Linked DNA regions of Homo sapiens: regions 2 and 3 are each linked to region 1. The links are chromatin contacts, found by Hi-C or POLR2A ChIA-PET in ENCODE. All regions are on one chromosome and are shown on one strand. Each heading gives the region's core, a stretch centred on a gene start or an enhancer-like site at or near the end of the contact. The rest is flanking DNA. Distances are from core to core; before and after follow the strand shown. Region 1 holds the start of TNKS1BP1 (tankyrase 1 binding protein 1). Region 2 holds the start of FAM111B (FAM111 trypsin like peptidase B). Region 3 holds the start of GLYATL1-AS1 (GLYATL1 antisense RNA 1).

Region 1 (3,461 bases), core at 242-2,741:
GGGGCATTGCCTCACTTAAAGTCACCCACTCCAGCTGGTCTGGGAAGACAGCACCAAATCCTTAAAAGGGACCCCCAGTGCTCATCCTCTGCAAAATCCAACACCCCTCCCCTAACGCTGACCCTGCCCCAGGTGTTTCAAAGATGGGAGAGGGTATGAAGACAGTAGAGAAACCCAGTACTGTCAACCCATTGGTCAGTTAACCACCACGGAAGACTGCCCACTGTGGGTGGGTGAATAACTGTGCAGAGCCAGGCCAAGTGTGGTGGGGGGAGGGGCACATGATAGAAAAAATAAAATTAAAACACAAGATTGTTTCCTTGTCCTTGAACATTATTACTAGGAACATAGTGTGGGTGGTTGGAGATGGAAATTAATTGGCTCAGAACCAAAAAAATCCTTTCACCTGGGGTTCTGATGGGCCCCTCTGCGGTATGAGGGGCTGCAGCAATGAAGGCGGGCTCAGAGTCCCCAGGTGCGGAGGTGGCCACAGCAACTCAGAGACCCCAGCCAGGGGCCCCAGGTGACCAAGGCCACCAAGGCTGTGGCCAGAAGCTGCGATTCGCAGCGGTTCTGAGCACTCCCCACCCTCAAGAGACCAGGGGGTAGAGGGTAGCAGGGTAGAAACGAGCTGACCCCTGGCAGATAAGGCCTCCAGAAGGGCTGGGCAGCTCCAGCCCCGGAGGGGACTCGGCGCAGGCGGGGTCGCCCCTATGGACCCCAGGATCTCCAGCCGGATCCGAGGCTAGAGAGGTCGGCAGGGACAGCACGTAAACTGCTGGAAAGAGGGAGGGCCAACGGGAAGATGGAACAGCCCCGGGCAATGGGCTGTCTGGAGGGGCCCAGTGGGGAGCTCTGGACACAGAAGGGACGGCGGCAGCCGAAGAGGAGGAGGAGGAGGGGGCTGCGGTGGCGGCAGAAGCGGAGGACCTGTGAGCGGGCTGTGAAGCAGCCGGCGAACAGACGGTGGGCTGCAGACGTCGATCAGGTGGGGGCGGACTGGGGTGGCTGGGGGCGTGCCGAAGGAGCCGGGGGAGGGGGCTAGCGCGGCCCGGAGGAAGGGGAGGCAGGGGTCCCTCCAGCGGCTCTGCCCGCCCCCGGCCCCGCCCCAAGCCCTCGCCCCCTCCCCCCTTTCTTCTGGCTCTGCCAGCACGAGCTCCAAGCCATGCGCCCTCCGCCTCCGCGCACACGCGCCACCTTCCCCCGGGCCTCCAGCGTCCCCAGCGCCCTCGGCCCCTGCAAACTTTCCTGGTGACCCCCCGACCACCACCACCTCAACCCGAGGTGTCGGCTGGAAAGCACCCACTCCTTCCATGCCCCTCCCCCGCCCCATCCCGGACCCCGCCCCCTCCTTCGCCCGACCGCCCCCGCGCACTCACGCGCTCGCCCGGGGTCCGGCTCCGCTCGGCTCGGGGCCCCGATGCCAGTCCCCGCCGCCGCCGCCGCTGCTACCGCCGCCGCCGCCGCCGTCACCGCGGGACGAAGCCACTGCGAGCCCCGGCGGGGCCCCGCCCCAACTCCGCCCAGGTCCACGCCCCCAGGGCGCTTCATGAATATGCATGAGCCGGTTGGAACCCGGGAGTGGGAAGCCCGTGCAGAATTCGTCCCACCGTCGGCAAACAGGCGCGGCCCAGCACTCAATTATTCATGAGGCTTGCAGATGAGGGGCCCGCCCCAGTCTCAGACCGGGGCGAAACTGACGCAATTCAGCCGGGAGCGCTCGGGTAAAATGGCCACCGAGACGACTGCCTAGAGAAACTGCCTTGGCGGCCCCTCCCGGGCTCCGCCGCCTGCACAGAGCACAGTATCATCGAGCTACGCCGGCAAGAAGGTAGCCGCCGGCTGACTGAAGCGGCTTCCTGATACAACCACCTGAGTGCTGAGAACGCGCGCAACGTGGCCACCCTCCTGTGTCAATTCAGATTTAGAGCCACCGTGAAGAAGTCTGGCAGCTCTGCATTCCTCATTAGTGACCTTTATCTCCTTTTAGGCCCCTTCTCAGACATGGGTTCCTCCCTACACTGAAGTTTGTATACCCCCTTCTTCCCGTAAGAACAAAAGCTTCACATATAACTCCGTACTTTGTTGCACCACCACCAGGCTGCAACCACCACCACTCTACGCACACGCTCATCCTCCCCGACTCTCCAGGCTCAGGTTTCCACTCCCCCGGCTGCGGGAAGGACAGTCAATCCTGATTTCATTATCGAAAGCCTTGGAAGACCCTTGACTCATAGGTAAGGATGCAGCCAAGAGCTGCCTCCCCCTAGCTTGGTTGGCTAATGGAGTGTAACTGGGAGAAACTTCCTAATCAGATCAGCTCTCATTTCTAGACTCTCAGGTGGCCCATCCGGGCAGAGGCGGGTGAAAACCAATGCTCGTCCAGCCGGGAACAGAACAGGATGTACCTCGAGACTTGCTTCCCGGCTGGCCAGGAAGGCCCTGCCCAGTCTGACCAGAGCAGTAAACACCACCAATAAAAGTGGGAGCAACACACCAAGGCTACAAAGAAAGCATGAGGACATGGTTTCCAAAGTCAGTTCCCTTTATTAAATCATTTTCACAGACCAGAAATACAAAATGAAAGTAGAAATAGGCCCCAGGTAGGAGCTACAGGCCTGGCCTCACATGACCCCTGCTCCAGCAACTTGAACAGGACAAGCAGCAGCTACATCCTTAAGGTCGGGAAAGTAAGATGAGGATTTGGATCCTGCATTGCCCTGCCTCCCACCCTATCTCTCCCCAAATTATAAACAGCCATCCTTGGGAAGCAGCAGAGTTAAGACGTCTCCCCACTGCCCTAGTGACATACACACCAACAGGAGAGCATGTTCAGATGGCACAGAATCCAGGGACTGCATTTCATGAGGAGAAACTGGTACCAAAATATGGGTGGGGAGTCGGGGGGTGTGAGAAGGCAAGCGCAAAGAGAACCTTCCTCCGTTTCTACTCATCGGATCCTGACGCTGAGTCCTCTGAGCTGGGGGGAGTACTGGCTAGTTCTTCTTCTTCAGAGTCCTGAAAACCAAAGGTGTCTTAAGGGAAAAGCTGGAGTCCTGGGTGCCCCACCCACTCTTCAGTGAAGGGCCCGCAATTCCCTACCGCCCCCAACTACAGCACCCCCCTTCAGAACCTCAGAATTCCACCATCCACTCCAACTCATTACTCTTACAGACCAACCCCACACAGACACACATGCCCCTCACCCTGCCCAGCCCACAGGCCCCACATTCCTGCCGCACCTCGCTCCTCCTCCTCTTCTTTTTGCTCTTGTTCTCTCCCGAAGAGCTCTCATCACTAGACACAAACTCTTTGCTCTTGAAGCTCTCGCTTAGCTGCCTTGAGGACGACTTGGATGATGAGCCCCTAGAGGGCGTGGATTTCTTTTCCATCTTTACCTTTACTTTCTTCTTCTTCTTTGACTTGTCCCTGTATTGGCAAGAGGGAAGAGGAGCTGGGCC
Region 2 (3,461 bases), core at 670-3,169, 1.8 Mb after region 1:
TTATGGAACATCCATAAGCAAATTCCAAGGGCTGGCCCTTCAAAATAAATGTGGAATCCAGCCATTTCTAACACTTCCACCATTACCATCTGAGGTCGGGCTCCAACATCTTTGCAATCCTGGGACAGACTCTTAGCTGCCTTCTCCCTTCCACATCTCTTCTTGTCCTCCCAGAGTCTTTACCCCGCACAAACGCTGCTAGGGTGATTTTTTAAAATATGTCAGGGTATATTACCCCCCTGCTTCAAATCCTCCATTTAAAATAAATTTCACATTTATAGCAAAATCCAGACTTCTTCATATGGCCCACCAGGGGCTTTATGCTAATGGAATGTGCAGATGCTCCTCCCTGAGGAGCACCTTTTACCAGGGCAAATTCTCTATCTCCAATGATGTCAGGCAATTTCGACAACACCATTCTCTACCATCTCTTGCTTTTCATAGATTTGTTTCCTCCAGATTCTACAAAAAAAGAAGATCAAGTCTCCTTGTGCAATGATTTACTCTCTGATGTATATTGGTGCCAGGCACGTGTACTGCTTTCAGATGATTCAAGAATAACAGCGATTTAAGAAAGCTGTCGTTAAGTTTTCTCTTCTCTTTGTCTGTATGACATTATTTTTACAATTATACTTCCAAAGTTTGCTCTTTCCGAACACCTCAAGACCCGTGTAATTTAAGCAGTGATTTTAGGGGTCTCTGTATATTTTATATTAATTTCAGAAACATGCTCATGATTATTCCACCAAAACTATCAACTGTTACATAAACATCTGTCCTTCTATGAGTTACAAAATAATTGTCTCCATCCCCACTTAACCATCTTCTCTCCTTCTTTGAGCAACTTCTGAAAAATAACACCCAATACTGATGGCATCTCATTCTATTCAGCTTCTCAGACAGTAAGACGTTCTTTTCTTAAACAGTAAGATGTTTTCTCAAGCCCCATGCAAAGCACTTCTTTGATATCAGTTTGGGGAGGTCGTACTCTGGAGCCTTCATCCAAAGGGTAAAGTACAGCACTCAGTAATGCGCGTCCTGGGAACGAGGCCTAAGCAGTGCTGGCCACTGCCTCCTCCAGGCTGGCATTGTCTGTGTTCGCCAGCCCCGCCGCGAAGTTAGCTCATTTGTGATCAGGCCAAGTCCCTTTAGATTTCACGCAGACGCGGGTGCAGCCTGCTCTGGGACTTGAAGTCCGCTGGAGCCTGGGCCTCTGCATTATCCGGGTGGAGCTCTCTCTGCTGCTGCCGCCAAAGGATCCCGCCTGGATGCTCATCCCGCCACCGTCGCCCACCCCGCCGCTGCAGAAAGGCAGCAACTGCCACACACCTAAGCAACTTGGCGGGCTATTCGCCCTGCAGCTGCCGCCAGCGCGCGGCTCCCGCCAGCGCGCTGGCAATCAAAAGTCGGAGAAAGCGCGAAACCTCCAGGCACCTCCCACTCCGCCCAGCTACCGCGCAGCTCCTCCCTAGCCTCCACTGGGAGACAGGGGACGCCCATGAGCGGGAAAGAGCAGGGCGGTGATTGCTTAGTTTATCCTGGGACACGGGAACTGGCCGTGGACTGAGTGGTGCCGGGGAGGGGATCACTGAGACCGGGAAGGGTCATCCAGACAAATAGGGAGGGTGGGCGGGTTGGCGCGCAGTACCCTCGGCCCGGCCTTCAGACCCACCTGCGCGCGCTGCGCGCTCATCCGGTCCTTCCCTTCAATCACTGTCTGGAGTGATGATAATTGGCTTCCACAGTGGATGAGAGATGAGTCATTTACATCCAATGAGAGAAAAACAGCCTCCAGAGACTCTTCGTCCATTGGCCAGCGAGAGTGTCAGTTCCCAGGCTCCTGCCGCGCACGGGCGAGCCCTTCTAGGCGGGAAAAGTTCAGCTGAGAGATATAAAAGAGCAGTCTTTCCAGCACCTGCAAATCCAGAGCGGCGGGCACTGACGGGCACTTGCACCGTGTGGACAGACTCTCCGGTTCTGTGAGTGGTTTTTCTTTTCCCGGGTCGGACCTGGAGTTCTTAGGGGGATGGCTGACAAGGGCAGTAGGCAGAAGGACCTCAGCCCAAAGTCAAGGGGGTTTTGGATGGGGAGCTGGGCAGCCGCCCGTTGTAATTCCCTTCCCCCTGTCTCAGCTTCAAAGGCCAAGAGTTGTACTCCTGAAGAGATACTTAGAGATCATCTGGGTGTTCCTGAATCTCGAGAGGGTCGTTTGACCCTGGTGGGTCCTTTCCCTGCCCGGTGCCGTTCGCGCCCATAGAAGGAGACCAGGTTCGGTTAAGCAGAGCAGAAACTATTCACTGATCAAGGAATGGAGTAGGAGAGCTCCTGCTCAAAGTGCCTGGAGTGTAGTGTGAGGGTGCTTCTTAAGGTCTTTTAGGGCAGGTAGTTGGAAAGCAAGGATTTCTGGAAAGAGACGGGGCTTTCCAGAAACAGCTGAGTGTGGCAGTCTCCTATTTTCTGTTGCCACCCAACACTACATGTGCCTAGCAAGCTGCGTTTCTCCCCGAGGCACAGATTGAGGTATGGTAATCAGCAAGGATTCAGGTTAGGGTAGCGCTTCTAAGTTCGTTTCCCATCTTGTAGCACGGTGGTTACTGACATCCAGTCTCTGTTTCTGTAAGCAAGCACAGCTTCAAGCACAGGTTACCTTCATAGGTTCTGGGGCTTTAGGAAAGCATTGAGGTCATCCTGCGGTGACAGAGGCAGCTGTTCAAAGAACTTGGTGCGCCTTTGAGGCGGGGGTTGTGGAGTGAGGCAGGTAAAAATGCAGATTCCATAGCCACACCCCGACATACTGAATCAGAGTCTGTGAGGGTGGGATCTGGAATCCTTTTTAAAAAGCTTAGAGGAACCAATTCACACGAACAATAAAAGTTTCATCTGAGCCAAAGTCCTTAATCTAGAAATGAGGAAATGGGGATCCCTAAAAGGGTTACAGGGAGAGGGTTGGTGGAAAGTTAGACTATGACAGTTTTAGGGTGGTTCTTTCCTGGCCTTGGAAAGTTTTCTCAGCTGCTGCTCTGATCAGTACACAGCTGAATGCTTTAGGGGAACCCTCTTCATATATCCAGAGTTCCCTCTCTGTGCAGGTCTCCCACCATGTCTTTGGCCTGTGACCTCTTGTCACCTTAGTCTCTCAGCTTTGTCTCCTTAAATCTGGAATTCCTACTGGTTTTGTCTTGCTGCCCTTCCTTGCCACACTGGCCTGGAATTCCTCAAGGTAGTCTGCTAAAGTGGATTATAGGATACATTTCAATTGTCACTGTCCTTAATTGCATAATGTCCAGTTCCTTGCAAACCATTGTTTCATATGTTTTGCTCTTTTTTGTTTTGTTTTGTTTTCATACTAGGGGGAAATCCAGTCCCTGTTACTCCATTTTGGCCAGAAATTCAAGGTAATGACTTTTAATGTTTCTGACTGCTAGTTCTATCTTCTCTCTCACTTCTGGACCTGTCTCTAT
Region 3 (3,461 bases), core at 421-2,920, 1.7 Mb after region 1:
ATAAGGAAACTGAGGTACAAAGAAACAAGGTAGCCTTGAACTTTCATTCAAGGTCACAAAGCTAGCAAAAAGTGGATGACTAGCGATGAGGTCTTCAGGTTGAGATTAACAAACAACATCACAGGATATAATAGGATTTAACCCAACTTCAACTTCATAAAATGAATGGACATTCCCTGATCTTCCCTCCACTCCCACCCCCACCTCAGGGGATTTCAGGATGCACTGGGCAAAACTGTCTCCCTCCATCCCCAACCGTTTCTCAGGCAGTGACAGGTGTCAAGAACTCCTCGCCGCCCTTCTTGAAGCTTACATTCTGGAGCAGGGAGGCAGAAGCTAAACCAAAAATTAAAACAACTGTGAACATATTCCCTATAAACTCAGATGTAGTATATGAAAACAACACATGATTTGACGACAGAAGATGATGGAGGGAGAAAGAACAACAAATAAATAGGAAAAGAGGCCTCAGATAGGAGCAGGTAAAAAGGAGAGAAAACAGGAAGGGGTCAGGACTGGTTTCCCTCAAAGCCTGTCATTTGACAGAGAGCTGCAGAAAGAAGGAATAGAGCCAAGCACATAACAGGAGGGTAGAGTTGCAGTCTGAAGCACCCAAAATGGTCCACTAGGATGGACAAAGGACATACTTGAACCACCACTTAGATTCATCTTCATCTAAAAAATAAGAAATTAAGTGTGTGTAATATTTAATTATTTAGTACATTAATTACAGTAGAATATATAGAGTTGATGCTCAATTTGTTAAAAAATAGATATCTAAAATTAAACCTCAGAGATTACTCTTGCCTATGACAACGAGCTTCTGAAAGGCAAGGATAGGTCTCACCCATCTCTGTATCTTCAGAATCCATCATATTATGTGGAACATAATAGGTATCAATAGTATGTTGGGGAAAAAAATCGAAACCATGCTGAGCACCGGAATTCTGTGTAAATCTTTTTAAAAAGTCTCTTCTACTTTACATCAGAGTCCCTTTTGTATTTTTAGTATCATCCAGCCCCACGCCTTGCAGATAAGCCCCTAAGAAATGAATGGGTGAATGAATGTGTGGACAGCGGGATGGATCATTGAGTGAGGAGCAGTGATTCGCAGGACCTGCATGCATTGAAATCCTGCCAAAGCAGCCTCTGCAAAATAAAAGACCTTGGGCTTTGGTTTCTGACACAAGTTAAAATTATCCAAGGACTCTCCTTGGGCCACTTAGTTGAGGTTTCCTAATCTGTGAAACAGAAAATGAATTCAATAGAAAGATGATTGAGACAAATTTCTGGAAGGTGCCAAAGCAGGATGCCTGGCATTGAGGGACGCTTCACACCTGTTATCTCTCTCCCTATTCTCTCTTCACCCCTACTCCCGCCCGGCAACTCCCCGCTGTCAGCTCCAGGAATACTTACCTGCTGAGAAAAGGAAAAGCACAACACTGACTTTACCCCGCGACGCTTTTAAAAACTCCAAAACACCCAGCGCGATGGGGAGTAGGTTTCCCTAAAGACAGGTGGAGCAGCCATAGTTAACTTAGAGGAAGGTGAATTGACAAAGAGGGTTGAGCCACTACGAGCGGGAGTTACCTTGGACTAACAGTTGTATCTTCAGCGAGCACAAGTCCTGGAATCTCCCACGCCCATCCCTTTTTTTAGCGCCACAAATGCAGCCTCCTAAGAGAATGGGAAGCTTGGGAGTCAGAGAACAGAAGATTGAGCTACCATTGGCCTTAATGGATGTCAATCTTCACTTGTCTCTTTTTTTTCCTTCCTCGCCTCCTTGCCCCTCCCTATCCCGGTAGGCGCGTTCTCTGGCGCCATCATATGGCAGAATGCGGGACTACACCAAATGCGGAAAGGCACCTTCCCCTTCCCTGAGTATCTGCAAACTCAGGGCTGGGCTTGGTTTTTAAGAGCTCAGCTCCTGTGCCAGGGGCGGTGCTAAAAGGGGCTGCCTGCGCAGATGTCATTCCCACAAGATGCAAGTAAAGAAGCACCGCGGACACCGGGGGAGGGTCACAGAGTGACAGGAGGACTGGTTGACCAGCTGACTGGCCTCACTTCTGACAAATGCAAATTACCCAGCCACAGTCCAACCAAGGGTATCAAAACAGGATCTCTGCAGATGGAGCTCAGTGTTATGTGTTTTGGATGCTCGCAATAAGATTTTCATGCACCATAAACTTTCCTGAGTATCTCAACCAGTTTTGTTGATGCCGGGGTTTGTTCAAAGCTGCAGATTACTGGGCCTCACCCCAGACCTACTCTACTTAAATATAGTGGGGTTCCCATAATCCCCATTTTAAAAAACCTATCCAAGTTAAAGTACAGAGAATCACAAACTGGAAGAACTCCTTAATTTACAAATAAGAAATGGAGACCCCCCCACCAAGAGAGAAAGGAATTTGCCCAAGGTCTCCCTGAAAGAGCCTAAGAAAGCGTGAGGCTCTAAGGTTAAAATCCTACCTGACACCCTTTCCTTTCCCCAACTAGTCCTGTGACCTCTAGCAAACTATCCTGTCCTAATCTGTGAAATGGGAGCAACAGTCACACCTACCCCAACTGGTGACTGCAAATATTAAATGGGGCCACAATGAGTCAACTACCAAGCACCACCCCATTGTAAGTTGAGGTTGAAATGATTCTAGATCGCCCTACCCCCATTCATCTCCCAGTACCATTGTATGACCGTGGAGGTGAAACCATCCAGCCGCCTGTTGGTCCCAAACCATGTTCACCTCCACCCGTGGCTCAGTGACTATTTCTTTTCTTGAAGAGAGAGAGAGGCTCCTTGGAGCCTCTGGAATCTGGAGGGGGATGTTACCTTCCCCCTGTGTGCATTGTCTTCCCAAGATAGGATGGACTACGGGGTCTCCATGTGAAGAGTTAGCTGCCAGGGCATCAAGGATGGCTCCTAAGTGGTTGCTGGAGGCTTAGAGACCCCACTCCAGCTCTCTCTCAAATGGGGGCAGCTTGTTTGCAGCAGTGAGTGAGGTGGGCCCACTACGAACCCACAGGAGGAGAGGAAAAGACCGTCCCATCTAAGCTTTTACATAACCCATTGCAAGCTCCAGAATGTGGTGCCCAGGCCCATATCTATAACCCACCCCCAGAGGCCAGTTCTCCTCAGCCTTTCCTGCCACTTCTGCCATTGTACATCCAGACACTTCCCCTGTTCTCTTCTATCAAACTCCTACTCATCTCTCAGCCATCTAGTCCAAATATTAATCTTTCTCTGTGATATACTCTCAGGGTAGAGGCAGTGGTGCCTTCCTCTGTATTCCCAGAACATGTTGTCTGCAACTCTAAATACAGACATCATCCTACTATTAGGGTTCAAGAGCATCTTTTATGGGTTCATGAAGGAATCACTCTTCGTAAACACTGGCCTTATTCCCTAACTTCACCAGACCTGACCTTAGTGCATGATCCATTCCCACCTCTCCCAACCACATGAG

Evidence for each region. Hi-C counts contacts between places; a loop is a spot of excess contacts on that map. ChIA-PET counts read pairs that join two places held with the same protein, here RNA polymerase II (POLR2A). Pooled maps may share reads with other maps.
Region 2: a loop to region 1 is called in a map with no recorded cell type, with 4 times the contacts of the local background. The contact joins the promoter of FAM111B here to the promoter of TNKS1BP1 in region 1. A Hi-C loop is called at or near these places in 1 of 37 single-sample maps with no recorded cell type and 5 of 50 pooled maps. POLR2A ChIA-PET finds 5 or more read pairs at or near these places in 3 of 52 experiments (PC-9, WTC11 and activated CD4-positive, alpha-beta memory T cell).
Region 3: a loop to region 1 is called in a pooled map, with 2.4 times the contacts of the local background. The contact joins the promoter of GLYATL1-AS1 here to the promoter of TNKS1BP1 in region 1. A Hi-C loop is called at or near these places in 4 of 50 pooled maps.

Annotation. Positions count from the first base shown.
Region 1 is chr11:57,323,461-57,326,921 of GRCh38, forward strand. It overlaps TNKS1BP1 (tankyrase 1 binding protein 1), which reads right to left and starts at 1,492. Exons shown (of 12, transcript NM_033396.3): 1 at 1,380-1,492. It overlaps SSRP1 (structure specific recognition protein 1), which reads right to left. Exons shown (of 17, transcript NM_003146.3): 16 at 3,243-3,429; 17 at 2,528-3,018. The coding sequence ends at 2,947. RefSeq lists a silencer at 1,296-1,575 and enhancers at 1,706-1,755, 1,785-2,658.
Region 2 is chr11:59,105,318-59,108,778 of GRCh38, forward strand. It overlaps FAM111B (FAM111 trypsin like peptidase B), which reads left to right and starts at 1,920. Exons shown (of 4, transcript NM_198947.4): 1 at 1,920-1,979; 2 at 3,351-3,395. LOC105369315 (a long non-coding RNA gene) reads right to left here and starts at 1,408. Exons shown (of 3, transcript XR_007062680.1): 1 at 1-1,408. RefSeq lists enhancers at 1,809-1,898, 3,039-3,088.
Region 3 is chr11:59,056,782-59,060,242 of GRCh38, forward strand. It overlaps GLYATL1-AS1 (GLYATL1 antisense RNA 1), which reads right to left and starts at 1,671. Exons shown (of 6, transcript NR_033853.2): 1 at 1,591-1,671. RefSeq lists enhancers at 1,506-1,575, 1,746-2,005.